Linked DNA regions of Homo sapiens: all the other regions are linked to region 1. The links are chromatin loops, found by intact Hi-C in ENCODE. Cell type or tissue: B cell. All regions are shown on one strand.

Evidence for each region. Peaks named below come from ENCODE experiments on the same cell type or tissue, not always from the same donor. Only the 100,000 strongest peaks of a DNase experiment are listed, where the experiment ranks them.
Region 2: it touches region 1 in a loop (15-fold over the local background); 65 of 110 quality-filtered maps call a loop at or near these places.
Region 3: a loop joins it to region 1, with 2.0 times the contacts of the local background. A loop is called at or near these places in 5 of 110 quality-filtered maps.
Region 4: a loop joins it to region 1, with 2.5 times the contacts of the local background. A loop is called at or near these places in 14 of 110 quality-filtered maps.

What each region holds. Positions count from the first base shown.
Region 1 is chr5:181,157,043-181,162,042 of GRCh38, reverse strand. It overlaps OR2V2 (olfactory receptor family 2 subfamily V member 2), which reads right to left. Exons shown (of 2, transcript NM_206880.2): 2 at 2,758-5,000. Among named protein-coding and RNA genes, the nearest start is that of TRV-AAC1-2, 4.6 kb to the left of the region's middle. RefSeq lists a silencer at 74-416 and enhancers at 277-446, 617-906, 1,481-1,660, 1,081-1,836, 1,837-2,593. In B cell, CTCF peaks have their summits at 2,376 and 2,575 (motif pointing left); DNase peaks (open chromatin) are centred at 727, 1,432 and 2,562; H3K4me3 peaks cover 1,029 bases; H3K27ac peaks cover 1,190 bases; H3K27me3 peaks cover 1,352 bases.
Region 2 is chr5:180,781,857-180,786,856 of GRCh38, reverse strand. It overlaps MGAT1 (alpha-1,3-mannosyl-glycoprotein 2-beta-N-acetylglucosaminyltransferase), which reads left to right. Exons shown (of 2, transcript NM_002406.4): 2 at 1-2,077. Among named protein-coding and RNA genes, the nearest start is that of MGAT1, 18 kb to the left of the region's middle. RefSeq lists enhancers at 1-910, 911-1,822. In B cell, a CTCF peak has its summit at 2,163 (motif pointing left); a DNase peak (open chromatin) is centred at 2,166; H3K27ac peaks cover 55 bases.
Region 3 is chr5:181,097,651-181,102,650 of GRCh38, reverse strand. It overlaps TRL-AAG1-2 (tRNA-Leu (anticodon AAG) 1-2), which reads right to left and starts at 811; the gene lies at 730-811. It overlaps TRV-CAC1-3 (tRNA-Val (anticodon CAC) 1-3), which reads left to right and starts at 326; the gene lies at 326-398. It also overlaps the pseudogene FOXO1B. In B cell, no CTCF peak of the experiment used is centred here; a DNase peak (open chromatin) is centred at 2,150; H3K27me3 peaks cover 1,898 bases.
Region 4 is chr5:181,215,149-181,220,148 of GRCh38, reverse strand. It overlaps TRV-AAC1-4 (tRNA-Val (anticodon AAC) 1-4), which reads left to right and starts at 1,807; the gene lies at 1,807-1,879. RefSeq lists a silencer at 1,856-1,945 and enhancers at 2,406-2,535, 3,612-3,681. In B cell, a CTCF peak has its summit at 2,145; DNase peaks (open chromatin) are centred at 1,788, 2,278, 2,558, 2,788 and 2 weaker places; H3K4me3 peaks cover 2,991 bases; H3K27ac peaks cover 2,235 bases.

The DNA.
Region 1 (5,000 bases):
CTACCTCTTTGACCCCCTAGAGCCTTGGGCCTGGGGCACAGCAGGAGCTCACAGCTGTCTGTCATGAGAGTCATTCCACCGCTGGCTCAGCTGCTCTGGGCTGGGGCAAAGCTGGCCACTGTCTCAGAAGGACCCACATGGTGTCCCAGAAGACAGGGAGGGCCTTGGGAAGACTGGGCCCTGCTTACTCGTCTCAGGACAGAGTCTGGGTAAGTTGGCCAGAAAAGCCATTGTCATCATTTGAGCTGCCCCAAAGATAAGAGCTCAAGGAGCAAAAGTGCAGATTGGTATAAACTGTCACAGTGTCCTGGAGGGGGCCTCTGAGGTCAGTTGGACAAATGCCCACAGTGTCTTCTGGGGAAACCAGGAGTTGAAGGCTGTGCTGCCTGTGGGCCTCCCCCTCTGCTGTAGTCTCTGGAGGGAGGAGTGGGTGAGGAGGTTCCTAATCTGGGTCCTATCTGGAACCTCTTTCCTCCTGACTCTAGGTCCTGAGTTTAAGACACCGGTTTTCCCCTCTCAGCAGGGGCCAACTGGACTCCTGCATTCATTTCCGCTCAGGATTGGTCTGCACAAGGCCCTTCTTTAGCCTTTAAACTTATCCATGCCTTTAGGCTCATTTATCTGTTCCCTGCTATGCACACACTCAGTCATCCCCACCCCCATGTCTGCTGTGTGAGCAGGGCTGTGCTTGCCAGGGCACCTGGGTCTGTGAGGCTGCGGGCGCCTCTAGATCATCAATCTCGGCCTCGTCTCCTTTTTCCCCACTGGAATCTCTCGGCTCATCCACATGGCTGCCCATCCCCAATGACGATGCTCGTCCTGGCCCCACCCCCAATGACGATGCTCGTCCTGGCCCCACCCCCAGTGACGATGCTCGTCCTGGCCCCACCCCCAACGACGATGCTCGTCCTGGCCCCACCCCCAACGACGATGCTCGTCCTGGCCCCACCCCCAACGACGATGCTCGTCCTGGCCCCACCCCCAACGACGATGCTCGTCCTGGCCCCACCCCCAACGACGATGCTCGTCCTGGCCCCACCCCCAACGACGATGCTCGTCCTGGCCCCACCCCCAACGACGATGCTCGTCCTGGCCCCACCCCCAACGACGATGCTCGTCCTGGCCCCACCCCCAACGACGATGCTCGTCCTGGCCCCACCCCCAACGACGATGCTCGTCCTGGCCCCACCCCCAGTGACGATGCTCGTCCTGGCCCCACCCCCAGTGACGATGCTCGTCCTGGCCCCACCCCCAGTGACGATGCTCGTCCTGGCCCCACCCCCAGTGACGATGCTCGTCCTGGCCCCACCCCCAGTGACGATGCTCGTCCTGGCCCCACCCCCAATGACGATGCACGACCTGGCCCCAGCCCTGGGGGTTTCTTGGGGACATCCTAGGTGTGATCTCACTGGGTCTGGGCTGCCTCTCCTCACTGCCTCCTAGGAAGCCCCACCGCCTGCTCACTCTTCAGTCATCAGGCTCTGGCTGCGTCGCCCACACTTTCGGAACCAGCCTCTCCCCTCACCGCCCGGGGCCCTTCCTTCGCCTCCTGAAACAGCCTCCCCGGCCCTGCACCTAGTGTGGGTTTGGGCAAAGCCCCTGCATCCTTCTGAGCTCAGGGCCTGCCACAGGCCAAAGCCTTGGCCACCCCCGACGCTGCCCCCTGCTCCCTGCATTTCTGTGCTGGAGGGGCTGTGAGCGTGCGCTACCATGGCCAGGGTGCTATTATTTCACTCTGCCATGTGTGGAGTGTGGGGTGTCACCCTCGGGTGTCAGCTCAGGACCACACAGGCCCTGGGACAGGGATGATGGGAGCACGGTTGCCAGCTCCAGGGAGGCCCAGACCTGCCTGCCTGGGTCACCCTCATGTACGTCCCAGTCTGTTAGTGACCACAGTGGGTCTTCGGGAGACAGGCAGACCTCCCACACCCCTGAAAGTTGGGCCTGGGGGATGGCTGTGGGTTAGAGAGGAGGGCCTCGCCCACAGGGACCTCGGGCCATGGGCACTTCCCCGCTGCAGCCTCTGCCCTGCAGCACCCCCTGGCTCTGGGTGTGGCTTTTGAGGTCCCCACAATCACACCCATCCTCTGCCTGCAGGTGTTCCCCACCACCCTCCCATGAGCCCCTTCCCTGCACCTCCCCCAGGCCGTCCTCAGCGGGGCCTCTGCTGATCTTCTCCGCAGTCAGTAGGAGCTCCCACGGGGTCCTCCTGGGCCGACCTGTGCTGCCGCCACGCACCTCACTCTCTTTACTGTTGCCAGCCCCCTGCAGTCCATACTGTTATTATCCCCATGTGACAGATGAGGACACCGAGGCACAGAGAGGCTGGCAGCCTTGCCAAGGGCAGCAGGAGGGAGGCTGGAATAGTCTGGACCCCACTCCGCTCTCTTTTTCACCTACACTAGATCTGTCTGTATGGCCACATCCCTGGCTATTTCAGCCCAATACGATGGCACAGGTCACTTAAATAAAAAAGAAAACAAACCAATAAACAAACATAAGCGCCTGCACCTGCCCCATGCTGTCTGTGCTTTCTCCTCTGGTTGGGATCGTGGCTCTCTGCTGCCCTCCTGTGGCCGTTGGTTTTCCTGGGTGGGGAAGGGTGCTGGCCTCATTCACAACAGCAGATACTCATTCCTCCAGGGTCAGGCTATGGGGCTCAACGTGATCAGGACAGATCTGAGCCCCGTGGTTATGGAGATGCCAGCTTAGCTTTCATACGTGACACAAACACATACACAGTCTTTCCAAATGGAGGTGTAGAGCAATTTTTAAATTTAAAATTCATGTTTTATTTTTAATTGTTCTAGAGATGGGGTTTCGCTATGTTGCCCAGGCTGGTCTCAAACTCCTGGGCTCAAGTGATCCTCCTGCCTTGGCTTCCCAAAGTGCTGGGATTACAGACATGAGAAACCCTGTCCAGCTGAAATGGAACATTTCTAATCTGTAGAGATAGGATCTCTCTGAGTTGCCCTGGCTGGGGTGCAGTGACACTGCAGCGTCAGACTCCCGGGCTCAAGTGATCCTCCCACCTTGGCCTCCCCATTATCAGCTGGGATTATAGGAATGAGCCACCATGCCTGGCTTCAAGCAATTTTTTATATTCACACACACACACAAAACATTGACCTAACTGATTGCAATGAAGATTTGTCACATCTATGCCCCAAAATCACCCAATAAAATGAACAGACAACTTGATGGGAAAGGATTTGGTAAGGTAGTTGGCAAAAAAAAAACTGGCCTTGAGCATTTTAAACTGTTAATTATAAAAAATGTCAGGCATACACAAAAGTGAAGCAAGTAACAAAAACTCCCATGTCCCCTGGCAAGATTCTTGCTTCTTTTACTCTCCTGTGCTTTCACATGTTTTCTTTTTATTTTTTGTTTATTTATTTATTTACTTATTTATTTTCGAGACAGGCTTCTGCTCTGTGGCCCAGGCTGGAGTGCAGTGGCATGATCATGGGTCATTGCAGCCTCAGCCTCCTAAGCTCAAGCAATCCTTCCGCCTCAGCCTCCCAAGGAACTCAGCCTCCCAAGTAACCACGCCCGGCTGATTTTTGTACTTTTTGTAGAGATGGGGTTTCACCATGTTGCCCAGGTTGGTCTCCAACTGCTGAGCTCAAGCAATCCTCCCACCTTGGCCTTGGCCTCCCAAAGTGCTTGGATTACAGATGTGAGCCACCGCACCTGCCCCCCCCCCACATGTATTTCCTCTCTATATTATTTTCTTACAAATCTCTAACAATTACACATCTCTAAGTTTGCAGTTGCTCACACTGAGACTAGTTATGCAACTCTTGTTTCATAAGGAGCATTGATTAGTGAACTGAAGTGTGTGCCTGGACATAAGAGGACCCTGTGGAACCTTTTTGTGACATGGAACTTACCACATTTCTGGGTGCTAGTGGCGTTCAGTAGATAATTTTCAATGGAATTCCCTGGTCCTTGTGCGGGAAATGAATTAAGGACATCAAGCCTATGCCAATGAAATGCAATTAAAATGAAATAGGAATTTCCCCATCATGGGACTAGATAAGGTAAAGGCTGGTGAAACTTTTGCTTGGGTGATTATGATCCAAAATTCTGCATCACGGAAGGGGGCTGGATTAAGTTTGCTCTAAATTTTCTTCCAGTCTAGGGGTTCAGTGGCTATAGATAAAGAGTTGTGGTTGAAACACTCAAGGTACTTACGGGTTGAAGGGTGCAAAATCCCAGAGAAATCTGAGTGGGCATGAGGTTAATCAGGGATGCTTCCTGGAAGAGAAGAATTTGGGGCAAATAGAAATGTGTACAAGGCAAAAAGATATGATGAAAATGAGGAGAATACACAGAAAGATATTTGATATTATAGAGCTTAAATTAATTTGGTAGGTTGGGCATTACCTAAGTGATATCAGCAAGTGGTCACAGAATACACTAAGATCCATCTACACAGTGGAAAATCTTGCAGCCCCGTGACTAAGGAAAGTTACTTCTATTTTCACCAGTCCTTGGAGACACCTTTTCAGGCAATTAAACCCCCAAGGGAAGGAGCCTCCTCCGAAGTTGTTTGCTCATCTCAGCTGCGCTGACAAACCAGTCTTTCCCATGGGGAGGTGAAGAAGAAAACTGGACGATGAGGCAGGGACTTACCGATTTGAGCCCTAGCTTCCTCTCCTGTAAAATGGGCATAATATTTTCACCACAGAATGTTTCCTGTGAGAATTAAGCTGAGTGGACAATCTAAAGTCAACCACGGTAGGCCCTGGGTGCCACTTCCCTCCACCTCTCCAAAGCCTGAAGCCCAGCAAACACCTCCCTGGGGTTTAGTCTAATCCTCAGGACCAGTTCTGGCCTCTTTTCTCTCCGCCTTCAATGGAGATATTTTTTTTCCATGAAAAGAGAATTTTACTGCAAATAGGACAGGTACAGAGCTTGGAAGGATGGATACAAGTCCTGCAAATAGTTCACACTGAAATTCTGAAAATAGGTTTTCAAATAGCAGATGAAATTCT
Region 2 (5,000 bases), 380 kb after region 1:
ACAGTGTGTCAGAATGGATTCAGTTGCAGAGCAGGAAGCCTGGATCCCAGCGCCGGACGGAAATGAGAGGTCGATGGTGCAGGCTGGTGTGGGGGTTCCTCCACCGTCAGGGCCCAGGCTCCTTCTCAGGTCTCAGTCTCACTCTTCTTAGCACGAGGTCAGGTCTCATTCCTTGGCTGCGGGAGCTCCAGCCAGCACACGTTTTAGGAAGAAGGAGGAAGGAAGAAGGTAAAGGGTGGATGGCAGCTGCCTCCTCCTCTCTTGGAAGCTCACAGAGCGCTGGGTCACAATTCCCTGGGTAGAACTGGATCACACAGGCACCCCTGTCAGCAAAAGAGGCTGGAAAAAGTATTTCTGAAGCTGAATCAAATTAAGATTCCTGTTACTAAGAAGGGAGTGATTGTATGGGCGACTACAGGGACCACGGCCATACACGGTGCCTGGAAGACCAAGCTTGTGACAGTGACGAGGATTTGGAGAGGGCAGGGTGATGGGGAGCTTTGGGGGGAGTGCATTAGGAACCCTGACCTGGAGAGGGGCAGAATGAAACCTGCGGGCCCCTAACCCTAGTGGGTTGTTTGAGAAACCTGTCCTACTGTGGCAGGGGGCTGAGTCTTCTCAGGGTCATGCATGAAAACTGAAATTCCTGAAGGCCACACACAGCCCCGGAAGTGCTGACTGACAAGGGCACATGCCAGTGATGCAGTTTTCTTTTTTGTCTTCACTTTTGTTGTTCCGCCGTCTTCAACACATGGCTCCCAGCTCACAGCAAATGCTGCCCTGGTTCAGCTACCAGGAAGCAGGAGAGGGGAAGGGAGGGCAAGCCTCATTCTTTATGGAACAAAAGCAGTGGGCAGACAGCCTTCCCTCACGTTCCACTCACTGGAATGTGGTCTGGCTGCCTTCCCTGCAGGAGGTGGGATGCACCCTCAGTGCAGCAGCCCTGCCCCAGCCAAAAACGTCTCAGCACAGCTGTAAGAAGAGGAAGATGGCTAGAGACAGGCAGCCTTCCCTGCAAGGGCAATGAGGCAAGCCTGCCAAAAGCCTCCTTTGGAAATACTGTTTGATTACTTTTCAGAGTTTCTATTTAGGAAAAGGGCAAAACCTTTCAGGATCAGGAGTAGGTGAGCGGCGATCAGGCCTCACTCTTCACCGAGGGCCTTCCCTGAGGAGGGGCCTGCAGGACGCTGGCAGCGGAATGGGGCTGTGTGGCTGCTAGATTAGGTCATGGCAGGGAGACAGCCTCTTCCTGGTTCTTGCTAGAACAGGCACACTTGGGGCCTTGAGCTCCAGGGAGTTCATGGAAGACATCTGACTACCCTGAGCCCCTTGCTGGAGGGTTCTGGGGAGTGGCCCACGGCCACCGTCACCCATGGCCACCGTCACCCACAGGGGCCGTGAGGACATCCCTGGCCAGCATCTAACACAACCACATGGGATGCCCTAAGCAACTACTGCCCAGCCGAGGGCTGCCTGAATTTCTGACTCACAAATGGTGGGCAATGTGAAACGGGTATTTTAAGCTGCTGAGTTCTGCGGGAGTTTGCTGAGCAACAGTAGAAACCAGAACTCTCGGATACTGTGTTCTGTCCTTGAAACGGTGGAAGATTTTATGTGACCAGAATGGAATGTTTGAACAAATATTTTGAGAATAGAATTTTAAAACATTTACTCATCAGCATCCAAGGGTGGGGAGCAGTGTCATCTAGGAGACTGGTTCTATTATTTACGTAGATGTTCTTGAATTAAAGGATGGGAATATTTTTTCCTTCCAAAACTTTTTTTCAATTTTATATTCTGTTTTTCAAGTTTTTATTATGAAAATATTCAAACTCACAGGGAAGTTGAAAGACTAATACAAAGAAGAACCATACTCTTTCCACTGACATGATCCAACGAGGAATATTTTGCCACACGGCAAATATATACCGTATAATTTTCTGTACCACTTGATAGAAAGGTAAAGAATGAATATTGTTTTTTAAATAACTTTTTTCGTATATAAGTAATATGTGCTTATCGTGTAACTACCTAAAAACATTGAAAAATAAAAGGAAAATAAAATTCATACATAACCGCCCTGCCCAGATTAACTATCTTTGGTTCTTGGCTTGCTGAGCAAGCTTCTGACCTGAACTTGGTCTTCATTGGGCACGGCTGCCCTCTACTGACAGCTGGGAGTCCTCGGCCTCCTTATGAATGAATCAAGCCAGTTGGTTCTGAAACTGCAGAACAGAGCCTGATGGCCTCATACCTGGGTTTTTAAAAATCAAAATCTGGCCGGGTGCGGTGGCTCTCGCCTGTAATCCCAGCACTTTGGGAGGCTGAGGTGGGTGGATCACGAGGTCAGGAGATCGAGACCATCCTGGCTAACACGGTGAAACCCCGTCTCTACTAAAAATACAAAAAATTAGCTGGTCGTGGTGAAGGGCGCCTGTAGTCCCAGCTACTCGGGGGGCTGAGGCAGGAGAATGGGTGAACCCGGGAGGCGGAGCTTGCAGTGAGCCGAGATCACACCGCTGCACTCCAGCCTGGGAGACAGTGCGAGACTCCTCTCAAAAAAAAAAAATCAAAATCTTGGGTGAGGCCTCACCTGAAATATCAAGTGTGACTTCCCTGTCCTTGTCATATTGCTCCCTTGAATTGGAGCCTGCCCTGATGCCCGCCTGGCTCCAGGCCAAGCCCTAGCAGTTCTCCACCCCAGTTAGACAGCATGCAGCTGTGGTTCCAACGCCCCTCCCTCAGCTGAACCGATGCCCCTGATTCTCCCTAAATTCTCCTTTGTCCTTCAGTTCATCTTTCTTGTCCTTTTGCTCCAATCACATAGTGTGAGGGAAGACTCTCCTGAAACCATGTTTTCCCTCCGCTCTCACACTGCAACAATCATCTACACAGAAGAAGACTTCTGTGACCAAACGTGTGGGGACCTCTCCCCACTCCCAAGCGGTGGACGTCAGCCAGGTGTCCTCCAATCAGTTCCAACCCTGTCTACCTGGAGATAGTGCCAGATCCCACAGGTTGAGGGCTCCATCCCCAAGACTCATCCTTGCCCCACCCCACCAATCGAATGTTGGGGCCTCCAGAACTTCTGACCAACTGGGTTCAAGTTGGGGTTCCCACAACCCCCTCTTTGAGTTTGATTAATCTGGGGGAGTTGCTCACAGAGAATCAGTTTACTAAGAAGGATATTTTAAAGGATATGGATAATTAGCCAGACGAAGAGGTACATAGGGTGAGGCCTGGAAGCACAGGAGCTTCTGTTGCCGTGGAGCTGGGGTGCCCCACCCTCCCGGCATGTGGACGAGTTCTTCACCCTCCTGTCGGCCTCCACGTGTTCGGCCCAGTCCCCTTGGTTTTTTATGGAAGCTTCATGACTTTAGCATTCCTTCCCCCAGGGTATAGGATGGGACCCTCTCATGGGAGGGCCTTGAGTCCTGCCTCAGGGCAGTGGAAGGTCAGAGTCCTGCCCCTGAGGCCTGACTCACCCAACACTGTAACAAAAGACTGTAACAAGGGCTGTGGGAATTATGAGCCAGGAACCCTGGGTTGAAAACCAATACATAAACCAATATACGTACACATATTGTGAAGAGAAAATACAACTTGGGACCTCAAAATCACTAAGCCGAAGGGACAGATCAAGCTGGGAACTGTGTCACACAAACCTGCCTTCCATTCACAAATAAAAAAGCTACATGCCTCCCTCACAATTTGCCCTTGTGGGCAAGATCTTTACCCTAAAAGTGTTCTGTTGAATTCCACCCTGACAATGTAAATTGATAGTCTATCTTCGCAGTGATGGGACAAAGGAAAGAACTCAGCCATTTCTTTGCTCACCTGAGACAAATGCATATGTGATTGCTTCCTCTGCCCTACTTTATCTTATGTGAAAGTGCAGATTCACCCCAGCTAGCTGACTATTCCTTTGCCTCCCTTACATGTGGACGGCTGATCAAAGGCTCAAAAGAAGGCAACCACTTGCCTTTTATCTACCCACACCTTTTAAAAATGTCTTCCTCTTTCTGCAATACCTGCCCTTTTTCCTTTAAATATTGAAGCCCTCAAAATCATCTTTGGAGAAAGGCACAGACTTGGGTCCTGGGTGCATGTCCTTAACATTGGCAAAATAAACTTCTAAATTGACTGAGCTCTGTCTCAGATACTGTTTGGTTTACATGGTAACCATGAAGGGATTCTGAGTGGAGCTACCCCTGACCTTTGGCAAATCTCCTACGGGTACTTGGTGCCAGCTTGAGCTACCTTTATTGCTCAAATCAGTTGGACAATTTGCTGAGCCCTGGGAGCTCCTGTCTCCAGAGAATCCCTGATCTTCCAAAATCTGGTTGAGGTTTAAGGATTATTCTGCTGTGAAACTCTTTTTCTGGAGTTTTATTCACTTTCAACAAGGAGGGAGAGTTTTCCTGCTTCCATGATAATGGGGTGCAGGCAACTCCTTTGTGGAATTTCAGCCCACTTCCAACAGGGAAAGCAAGTTTGAGTTTTTTCCTACTTCTAGGATAGTAGTGTAGCAGGACCAGCCGCAGACAAAACTCCTCAGACACCGAGTTAAAGAAGGAAGGGGTTTATTCAGCCAGGAGCATTGGCAAGACTCCTGTCTGAAGAGCTGAGCTCCCCTAGTGAGCAATTCTTGTCCCTTTTAAGGGCTCACAACTCTAAGGGGGTCCACGTGAGAGGGTCGTGATCGATTGTGCAACCAGCGGGTACACGACTGGGGGCTGCATGCACCGGTAATCAGATTGGAACAGAACAGGACAAGGGTTTTCACAGTGCTTTTCCATACAATGTCTGGAATCTACAGATAACATAATCGAGTAGGCCGGGGCTCGATCTTTAACTACCAGGCCCGGGGTGTGGCGCCGGGCTGTCTGCTTGTGGATTTCATTTCTGCCTTTTCATTTTTACTTCTTCTTTCTTTGGAGGCAGAAATTGGGCATGAGACAATATGAGGGGTGGTCTTCTCCCTCAGTAGAGCACAGTCT
Region 3 (5,000 bases), 59 kb after region 1:
TGGTTTCTATGTGTGTATTCGAGAAAATCAGCCGACTAATTGGTTTCTATGTGTGTGTATTCGAGAAAATCAGCCAACTAATTGGTTTCTGTGTGTTTGTGTTCAAGTGAACGTCCACATTCACTCAGCTGTGCTGTGTCTCTGAGCTACTCTCTGACTCTGCAACCCTCCCCTTTTAAATGGTTGCACTGGACTCTGTATTCTTGTGCGCTCATACCCATTACCAAGCTCAAAGGGACCCACGGAAGAAGCTCAGAACTCTTATGAGAAATAAAATACCGCCGTGTGTCGTGACTAATTATGATGGCAGAAAAGCATCAAGCCGGTTTCCGTAGTGTAGTGGTTATCACGTTCGCCTCACACGCGAAAGGTCCCCGGTTCGAAACCGGGCGGAAACAGTTCCTTCTACTTTTCACTTAACTGCTTCAAATTTATTACACCGAAGACTAGCCTAGAACATCCCACCAATATCTCCACCCACTTAAGGAGAAAAGGCTATCAAGGGTATTTATACCGTTGCCTTTCCGCCGCAATCATTGGCATCTGGGAAGAACGGAACCCACCTCACTTGCTGTTGACACCAGCATGACGAACTCCCCACAAAGCCCGTCCAGTGGATGGATGCACAATGCCAAATGGAATTCCCGATGCCGGGAAAGCGTGGGGCCCAAGGCGACTTCCTCCTTTTGTAACCCATGAAGGGACAAAAATGGAGGAATCACAACAAGCTGGCAGCGGTGGGATTCGAACCCACGCCTCCGAAGAGACTGGAGCCTTAATCCAGCGCCTTAGACCGCTCGGCCACGCTACCCTCCTTCTGGGCTTCACCTACATCTTTTCCTTCCTTATAAAACATCCCCAGGGTCCCCGGGCCAACAAGGCGTCGAGGCGAATCCACAGGGCATCGCAGAACCACCGCCTTCCAGCAGGATTCGCTGGGCCAGAGGCCCCGGCTGGGAAACGGCTCCACCAGCGCCCCGGCAGAGAAGGTTCGCGAAGCGCAGGTCTCGGGATTTGCTTTGGGGGCCACTCAGAAAGTCACCCACATTGGCCCTCTTTGGGGAGGCGGCGTGAGAGGAGGGGAAGCCTTCTGCACTCTTTAAAGAAAGATAAAAATAAATAAACCAGGGCAGACCCGGTCCGCTCGGGGCCGCCTAGTCCTGCAGCCGCCGCGCCGCACTCCACAGGCAGCAGCGCACAGGGCGCGACTCCGGGGAGGCCGCGGCCCGCGGGGTCCGTCCGTCCTGCGGTCCCCAGCCCCGTCCCCTGGAGCTTGGCGCCCGCTCTGCCCGGATCCGCCCCGGCCCGGGGCTCCTGCCCGCCGTCCAGTCCGCGCAGGGACCCCGAGCAGCCTCGCCGTGCACGGCCCCGCCGGGCTCAGTTCTGGGCTCGCGCTTCCACCGCCCCCGCCTGGCTCCCAGTTTCTTTCTGTCTCCCGCGGAACCGACCTCCTTCCCCCGAATCTCCGCCAGCTCTTCTCCCCCTCCCCCTACGCCCCGTGCTTTGCTCTCCCGCTTCTCGCCTCGCCCGCGGCTGGGGGAAGGATAAGAGGGGAGGGGAGGGCAAGGGAGGGCAGGGGAGGGGTGGGGAGGGGAGGGCAGGGGAGGGGTGGGGAGGGGTGGCGAGGGGAGGGGAGGGCAGGGGAGGGGTGGCGAGGGGAGGGGAGGGCAGGGGAGGGGTGGGGAGGGGTGGGGAGGGGTGGGCAGGGGAGGGGTGGGGAGGGGTGGGGAGGGGAGGGCAGGGGAGGGGTGGGGAGGGGAGGGGAGGGCAGGGGAGGGGTGGGGAGGGGAGGGGAGGGGACGGGACCCCAAGGCCGAAGCGCCCCGGGGGGCGGAGGTGCACCCGGATTTCCAGTCGCGGGTCCCACGCGGCCACCTCCAGTCCCGCCCGTCAGCGCCGACTTCATGAGCAACCCGAGCCTGCTGCAGGACAGCGAGGACTTTTGCGGACGCCGGGACGCCGCGCCGCAGCACCCACCCGGGACCCCGCCTCCGCCGGGCAGCAGCGCAGGGGCAGCTCGTCCCGTCGCACCGCGTCGCGCAGCCTGTCCCACGCCGACCTCAGCACCAGGGCCGACGAGAGCTCGGCGGAGAAGCGGCTCGCGCTGTCGCAGATCTGCGAGTGGATGGTCAAGAGCGTGCCCTGCTCCCAGGGCGACAGCAACAGCTCGGCGGGCTGCAGGAATTCACTTCGTCATCTTCTGTCCCTACACAGCAAGCTGACTCGCGCGCAGAATGAAGGAACTGGAAAAAGTGCTCGGTGGACGCTGGATCCAGAGGGCGGCAAGGGTGGGAGATCTCTTAGGACAAGAGCTGCATCCATGGACAGCAGCAGCAAATGCGCTCGGAGCCTAAGTCAAGCTGCCACGAAAAAAGCATCCTGCAGTCTAGCCAGGGGGGTGCCGGGGACAGCCCTGGACCCCAGTTTTCCAGATGGCCTGCAAGCCCTGGCTCTCACAGCAATGATGACTTTAATAGCTGGAGTGCATTTCGCCCTGGAACTAGCTCAAATGCTAGTACTGTTACTGGGAGACTTTCACCCATTATAGTCAAAGGAGACTATCTTGGAGATGGGGACGCACATTCTGTGGGGTACCCGCCATCTGCGGCAAAGATGCCCCTACTCCACCCAGTCTGAGACAAGCAATCCTGAAACGTGGAAAGCTTTCTGAGTGATCTCAGTCTTATCTCCTCACCAACATCATTAACTGTGTCCACCCAGTCCTCACCTGGCACCATGATGCAGCAGACGCCAGCTACTCCTTTGTGCCACCAAACACCAGTCTGAATTCGCCCAGCCAAACTGCAAAAAACAGACGTAGGGCCAGTCCAACATGAGCCCTTTGCCCCAGATGCAAACACTCCAGGAGCACAAATCAAGTTACGGAGCTGTGAGTCCGTGTAACTGTGTAGCGGGACTCCTGGAGGAGATGCTGACTTCTGACTCTCCTCCCCATAATGACATTATGACACCAGCTGATCCTGGAGTAGCCCAATCCAACAGTCGGTTTCTGGGCCAGAATACCATGATGGGCCTTAATTCAGCCATGTCAACCTATGGCAGCCAGGCATCTGGATACAAAATGAGGCATCCCAGCTCCCATATCCACCCTGGGCATGCTCAGCAGACATATGCAGCTTACGGCCGTGCCCTGTCTCACACGGAAAACACCAAGCCCCACACCTCAGGTGTGAACCAACTGACCCCAGTGAAGACACCTTTGCAAGTGCCTCTGCCCCACCCCATGCAGATGAGTGCCCTGGGGGGCTACTCCTCGGTGAGCAGCTGCAGTGGTTATGGCAGAATGGACCTTCTCCACCAGGAGAGGCTTCCAAGTGACTTGGACGGCATGCTCACTGAGCCCTTGGACTGTGACATGGAATCCAAATCTTCATTTGGAATGACCTCATGGATGGAGACACGCTGGATTTTTCACCTTGGCAATGTTTTGCCCAGCCAAAGCTCCTCACACAGTGTCAAGACAAGGACACATAGCTGCGTGTCAGGCTGAGAACTGGTGAGCCCGCTACACTTAAAAGTACTTCATCGGCTGGGCACAGTGTCTCCCGCCTGTAATCCCAGCACTTTGGGAGGCTGAGGTGGGCGGATCACGAGGTCAGGAGATCGGGACCAACCTGACCAACGTGGTGAAACCCTGTCTCTACAAAAAATACAGAAATTGCCTGGGTGTGGTGGCACGTGCCTGTAATCGCGGGTACTCTGGAGGCTGAGGCAGAAGAATCGCTTGAACGTGGGAGGCGGAGATTGCAGTGAGCCCAGATGGCACCACTGCACTCCAGCCTGGAAACAAAGCAAGACTCCGTCTCAAAGAAAAAAAAAACAACTTCAGATTGTCTGACAACAGGAACTGAGAGTCCCCTCCCCTCGCCTGCCCTCCCCTCGCCTGCCCTCCCCTCCCCTCGCCTGCCCTCCCCTCCCCTCCCCACCCCTCCCCTCCCTACCCCTCCCCTGCCCTCCCCTCCCCACCCCTCCCCTCGCCTGCCCTCCCCTCCCCTCCCCACCCCTCCCCTGCCCTCCCCTCCCCTCCCCACCCCTCCCCTCGCCTGCCCTCCCCTCCCCTCCCCACCCCTCCCCTCGCCTGCCCTCCCCTCCCCTCCCCACCCCTCCCCTCCCTTGCCCTCACCTCCCCTCCCCACCCCTCCGCACCCCTCCTCACCCCTCCCCTCCCTACCTCTCCCCACCCCTCCCCTCCCCACCCCTCTGCTCCCCACCCTTCCCCTCCTCACCCCTCCCCTCCCTACCTCTCCCCACCCCTCCCCTCCCCACCCCTCTGCTCCCCACCCTTTCCCTCCCCGCCCCACCCCTCCCCACCCGTCCCCTCCCCTCCCCTCCCCTCCAGTCCCTTCCCCCAGCCGCGGGCGAGGCGAGAAGCGGGAGAGCAAAGCACGGGGCGTAGGGGGAGGGGGAGAAGAGCTGGCGGAGATTCGGGGGAAGGAGGTCGGTTCCGCGGGAGACAGAAAGAAACTGGGAGCCAGGCGGGGGCGGTGGAAGTGCGAGCCCAGAACTGAGCCCGGCGGGGCCGTGCACGGCGAGGCTGCTCGGGGTCCCTGCGCGGACTGGACGGCGGGCAGGAGCCCCGGGCCGGGGCGGATCCGGGCAGAGCGGGCGCCAAGCTCCAGGGGACGGGGCTGGGGACCGCAGGACGGACGGACCCCGCGGGCCGCGGCCTCCCCGGAGTCGCGCCCTGTGCGCTGCTGCCTGTGGAGTGCGGCGCGGCGGCTGCAGGACTAGGCGGCCCCGAGCGGACCGGGTCTGCCCTGGTTTATTTATTTTTATCTTTCTTTAAAGAGTGCAGAAGGCTTCCCCTCCTCTCACGCCGCCTCCCCAAAGAGGGCCAATGTGGGTGACTTTCTGAGTGGCCCCCAAAGCAAATCCCGAGACCTGCGCTTCGCGAACCTTCTCTGCCGGGGCGCTGGTGGAGCCGTTTCCCAGCCGGGGCCTCTGGCCCAGCGAATCCTGCTGGAAGGCGGTGGTTCTGC
Region 4 (5,000 bases), 58 kb before region 1:
GGGGGTTCCTTCAGGAGTGATGCAAACAGGGAGTATGAGGGGGAGTAAGACTGTCGGAGACAGGGGCTGGAAGGACACAGGCCTGGTCCATACAGGAGGCGGCCGGCGCCGGGTGAGGCGGCAGCCAGAGGGAGACGCAGGTGAAGGAGCGGGATGCAAGGCTTGCAGCGGCGATAGATTTGGGTAGTTCCACAACCTAGATCACAGGCTGAGGATGCGGGAGGGGAGGGAAGAAAAAAACAATGACTTAGGTCTCGAACGGTTGGGCGTTAGATGCTGTGAGATACCTGGAAAAACTGCCCAAGACACGCGTGGATCTGAAGCTTGGGAGAACAGTTCTTGCTGGAACCAGAGACGGAGCTAAGGTGTGGGTCCTGCTGCCAGCCGACGTGACGCTCCAGGGTCAGCCTTGGGCGCTCGGAGGCGGAGACGGGATGGGAGAAAAGCCTGCAGCGAAGCGCCCACCCAGGCCTAGGGTGCCGCACAGTGCAAAGGAGATTGGCAGCGTCCAGTTCAGCACATGGTCTCGTAAGAGAAGGCGTCCATGGATTGGGCCACCTGGAGGCCCGTGGTGACCTTGACCAGAGAATCAGACGCACACAAGAAGGGCTCCCGCCCTGCGCCGAAAGGAGCGGGCCTTCGGGGTCACAGAGGCAGCAAGGATCCCTGATCAGCAGGACTGCGCCTCGCTTCCAAGCAATCCAGGTATTCGGAAATTAGGCGTCGGCGGCGGAAAAACATTTCACAATATTAAGCAATCGCTACTACTTTTAAATTTACATATATGCAGATCTCCATATGACAGGCGTTAAGCGTATTCCAACTCTACATACGTACATACCTTGGATGCTAGGATTGGCGAGTTTTATTTTTATAAAAATACTTAAAATTTTTCATTGAACTTTTAAAATGTAAAAAAAATTTCAGATTTATCTTTAAAAACCGACTTAAAATTTTGATATTCATTAATTTATATTTTGCCGTTTAGTTTAATACTTATGCATAATTCATAGAAATAAATTTTTGAAAGGACATAAGAATAATTTCACTTTTTGATTTTTATGTTTACTTTAATTTACATTTTAACAAAATATATTTAAATATCGTGTGCTTTAAATGCATTTTGCATTTTTTGAATCCTCTCTGTCATTACTGTCCGTAGAGCACAAATCATGTGAAAATTGAAACCTCTGGCTGTCTTCCCTGGAAGAAAAGGAACCACTAGGGAAGCGTATCCAGTCTTAAGCCTTGGAAGGTACATTTGCCTTTCCTCCCGCGATGCTCGCTAGTTTTTTGTTTTGTTTTTATTTATTATTATTATTCGAGACGGAGTCTCGCTGTGTCGCCCAGGCTGGAGTGCAGTGGCGCGATCTCGGCTCACTGCAAGCTCCGCATGCCGGGTTCACGCCATTCTCCTGCCTCAGCCTCCCGAGTGGACTACAGGCGGCCGCCACCACGCCCGGATAATTTTTTTGTATTTTTAGTAGAGACGGGGGTTTCACCATTTTAGCCAGGATGGTCTCGATCTCCTGACCTCGTGATCCGCCAGCCTCGGCCTCCCAAAGTGCTGGGATTACAGGCGTGAACCACCGCGCCCGGCCTTGTTTTGCTTTTAATTGCTGGAAGTGACTGGGGTACCCTTAGAGGTCACGCTTTACAGTTTGACAAACGGCATTACGCAGGGCCACAAGGAGACTGGTGTTCTGGGGAAGAATGGATCTAAGGGCCATGACTCCATGGGTGAAGCCGACACCTGGATGTTGACTATAACACTTATAAAAGTCATAGAGTAACCTCTCCGCATCTGTTTCCGTAGTGTAGTGGTTATCACGTTCGCCTAACACGCGAAAGGTCCCCGGTTCGAAACCGGGCGGAAACAAGACTGTGTTTTCCTTCCAGTTCAAAAAGGTTTCTTAGTGTGGAGTCTATGTGTATAAACGTTCACAAGTTTTGCTACACTTAGACACCGGCCGGATTTTCCAATCCATTGCCAATTAACTTCAACCTGCGTATTCCATGTCTACGTCTGTAATATGAGGGTGAGAAGTAAGTGGTCTTACTGGTCATTATTAGGGTCTTCCTGCAAAGTCCCGGCGGATCAAATACAGTCAGCCGCCGGGGAATGCCACGGAATGACAGATGAACGATTAAAAAGTGCAAGAAGGCTCGGGTTGGAAATCCTTGGTGGAAGTTCACGCCGTGGAAGGTGTGCACCGGCGGGCCAATAGTGATGCCGGTAACTACAACGTGTACCACACATCAAGTAGTCTGCAGGTGTGGCCCTGGGCTTCCTGCAGAGGAACCTAACCATTCTGGGAGGTTGTTTACAGATGAGGCCACTGAGGCATGGACAGGTCACACAAGGCTGCGGAACACGTAGGACGGAGCAAAAGGACAGGGAACGGAAAAGAAACAGGGCACAGAGAAATTCAAGTGAAATACAGGCTGGTTCAGGAGGAGGACTGCGCCACTTCGGGCGGGCCTGCAGCACTGACACGGCTTTTGGGTTCGCAGTGGCGGTGGAGGGCGGTCAAGAGGACCATCAGCCTCTCCAAGGCGTGACCGTCGGCCTCCCTCTGCACCCATCCTCACTTGCAGCTCGTCGGCTTCGGGCCGTGGGACGCGGCGGGTGAGTTGGGAGCCCGATCCCCAGGGGCCTCTTCAGCAATCTCAGGGAAAATGCTGCAAAGGCTTCAGAGAAGAAGCCGGAGGGGTGGGCGGGATCCCTAGGACAGCGCTACTGGCAGGAGAGTAAGCCCGGGGAAACCCACGTGCCATGATGCGGCCCCGGCAGCGCAGGCTGCTTCCCCGCCTAGAAAACAGGCTTCCAGCTTTCTCACACCGCACCCGCACACTTACGCAGGGGCCAGCCGCCTCTTTCCCAGCACCTCTGCCCGACGTGAAAGTCGAATAAATGCAACATCTAAGTGGCAAAGCAAGGGTCGGGCGTGTCAGCGCGCTACTGTAGCCCCAGCGACTCGGAAACCGGGCTTAAGAGTTCGAGACCAGCCTAGGCAACATAGTGAGACTGTCCCCTCCGCCCCCGCCCCCGCCCCCCGCCCCATCTCTAGGAAAAAATATATATATTTTTTTAATTAGCCGAGCGTGGTGGTGCATACCTGCAGTTCCAGTTACTACCCTAGGTCGAGGCTGCAGCGAGCCATGATCGCGCCACTGCACTCCAGCCTGGGCACCGAGCCCGTTAAAAAAAAAAAAAGGAAAAGTGGCAAAAACCAAAATTCTCTTTAACGTTTCATACATTTTAAATGCAGACAAAGCGTAATCAAAGCAGAGTCCCGTGGTGGGAAACTTGTTGGGACAGCGTTAGCATAACGTTCACAGAAAATATCAATGTCATGCCTATTTCTTCAACACCGCTCTTTCACACTTAATTGTAATTTTATACCGTCCCAGAATTTACGCATCAGGAAGTCCGGTAGTCAGCCTGGAACTCACAGACCCCATGCAGGAGAGTTCTCCCAGAAAATTCTCCCCGGCCCAACTTCTCCTCACCCCTTCCCCGCCGACCCCCCCTCGCACTCCTCCTGTCGTGTTTAACTGACTGGTTTGAAGTGAGTCTGTACTTTGCTGACGGAGTGCCTTCTGCATCCCTCTAAGCTGACCTCCTTGGCCACTGGGACTCTGGGAGGCCAGGACCATCACTCAGTCCTTTGTCACTCTTCTCTAAGTATATTTTGCTCTGTGCCTCAGCTAACGTAAGACAGTTCGCATTGGTCTTCCTTGTGGAGACAGTGAAGCAAATTCAAAGCAACACAGTCAACGTCAGCCAGCTAGCTGGGCAGGGCAACAAGATGTACAGGAAACAGTCTCTTTGGAGTCCTATTTCGAATTACATTTTAGGAACGGGCCGGGCGCGGTGGCTCACGCCTGTAATTCCAGCACTTTGGGAGGCCGAGGTGGGTGGATCACCTGAGGTCAGGCGTTCGAGACCAGCCTGACCAACGTGGTGAACCCCATCTTACCAAAAATACAAAATTAGCTGGGCGCGGTGGCACACGCCTGTAATCCCAGCTACTTGGGAGGCTGGGGCACGAGAATAGCTTGAACCTCGGAGGCAGAGGTTGTAGCGAGCCGAGATGGCGCCATTGCACTCCAGCCTGGGCGACAAGAGCGAAACTCCGCTCCGTCTCAAATGTATATATATTTGTTTGTTTGTTGGAGACGGAGTTTCGGGAGGATCCTCCGGGAGGACCCTTTGAGACCACCGCCCCCTCCACATCTCTAAATATATATTATATATATTTATAAAATATATTATATATTTATATATTATATATATTTATAAAATATATTATATATTTATATATTATATATTTATTGCACAAATAATAAATCTATTACATAAATAACACATACATTATATATTTATTATATAAATAATGAATTTATTATATAAATAATGAATATATTCTATATTTATTATATAAATAATGAATATATTCTATATTTATTATATAAATAATGAATATATTCTATATTTATTATATAAATAATGAATATATTCTATATTTATTATATAAATAATGAATATATTCTATTTTATATAATATATTAAATTATATAGATAACAAATATATTTTATATTTATATTATATTATATATAATATTATAATATTTATATTATATTATATTATATAAATATTATAATATTTATATTATGTTATATTATATATACAATTTATATTATATTATATATAATATTATACTATTTATATTATATTATATATAGTATTATAATATTTATATTATATTATATATAATATTATAATATTTATATTATATTATATATAATATTATAATATTTATATTATATTATATATAATATTATAATATTTATATTATATTTATATATTATATAAATTATAATATATTATATATTTTTATTATATATTATATATGCTATATATTTTATATAAAAATACATATATATATTTTAGAAACATGGAGTGGATGGTGGCCTCAAAGGATCCTCCTAGAGG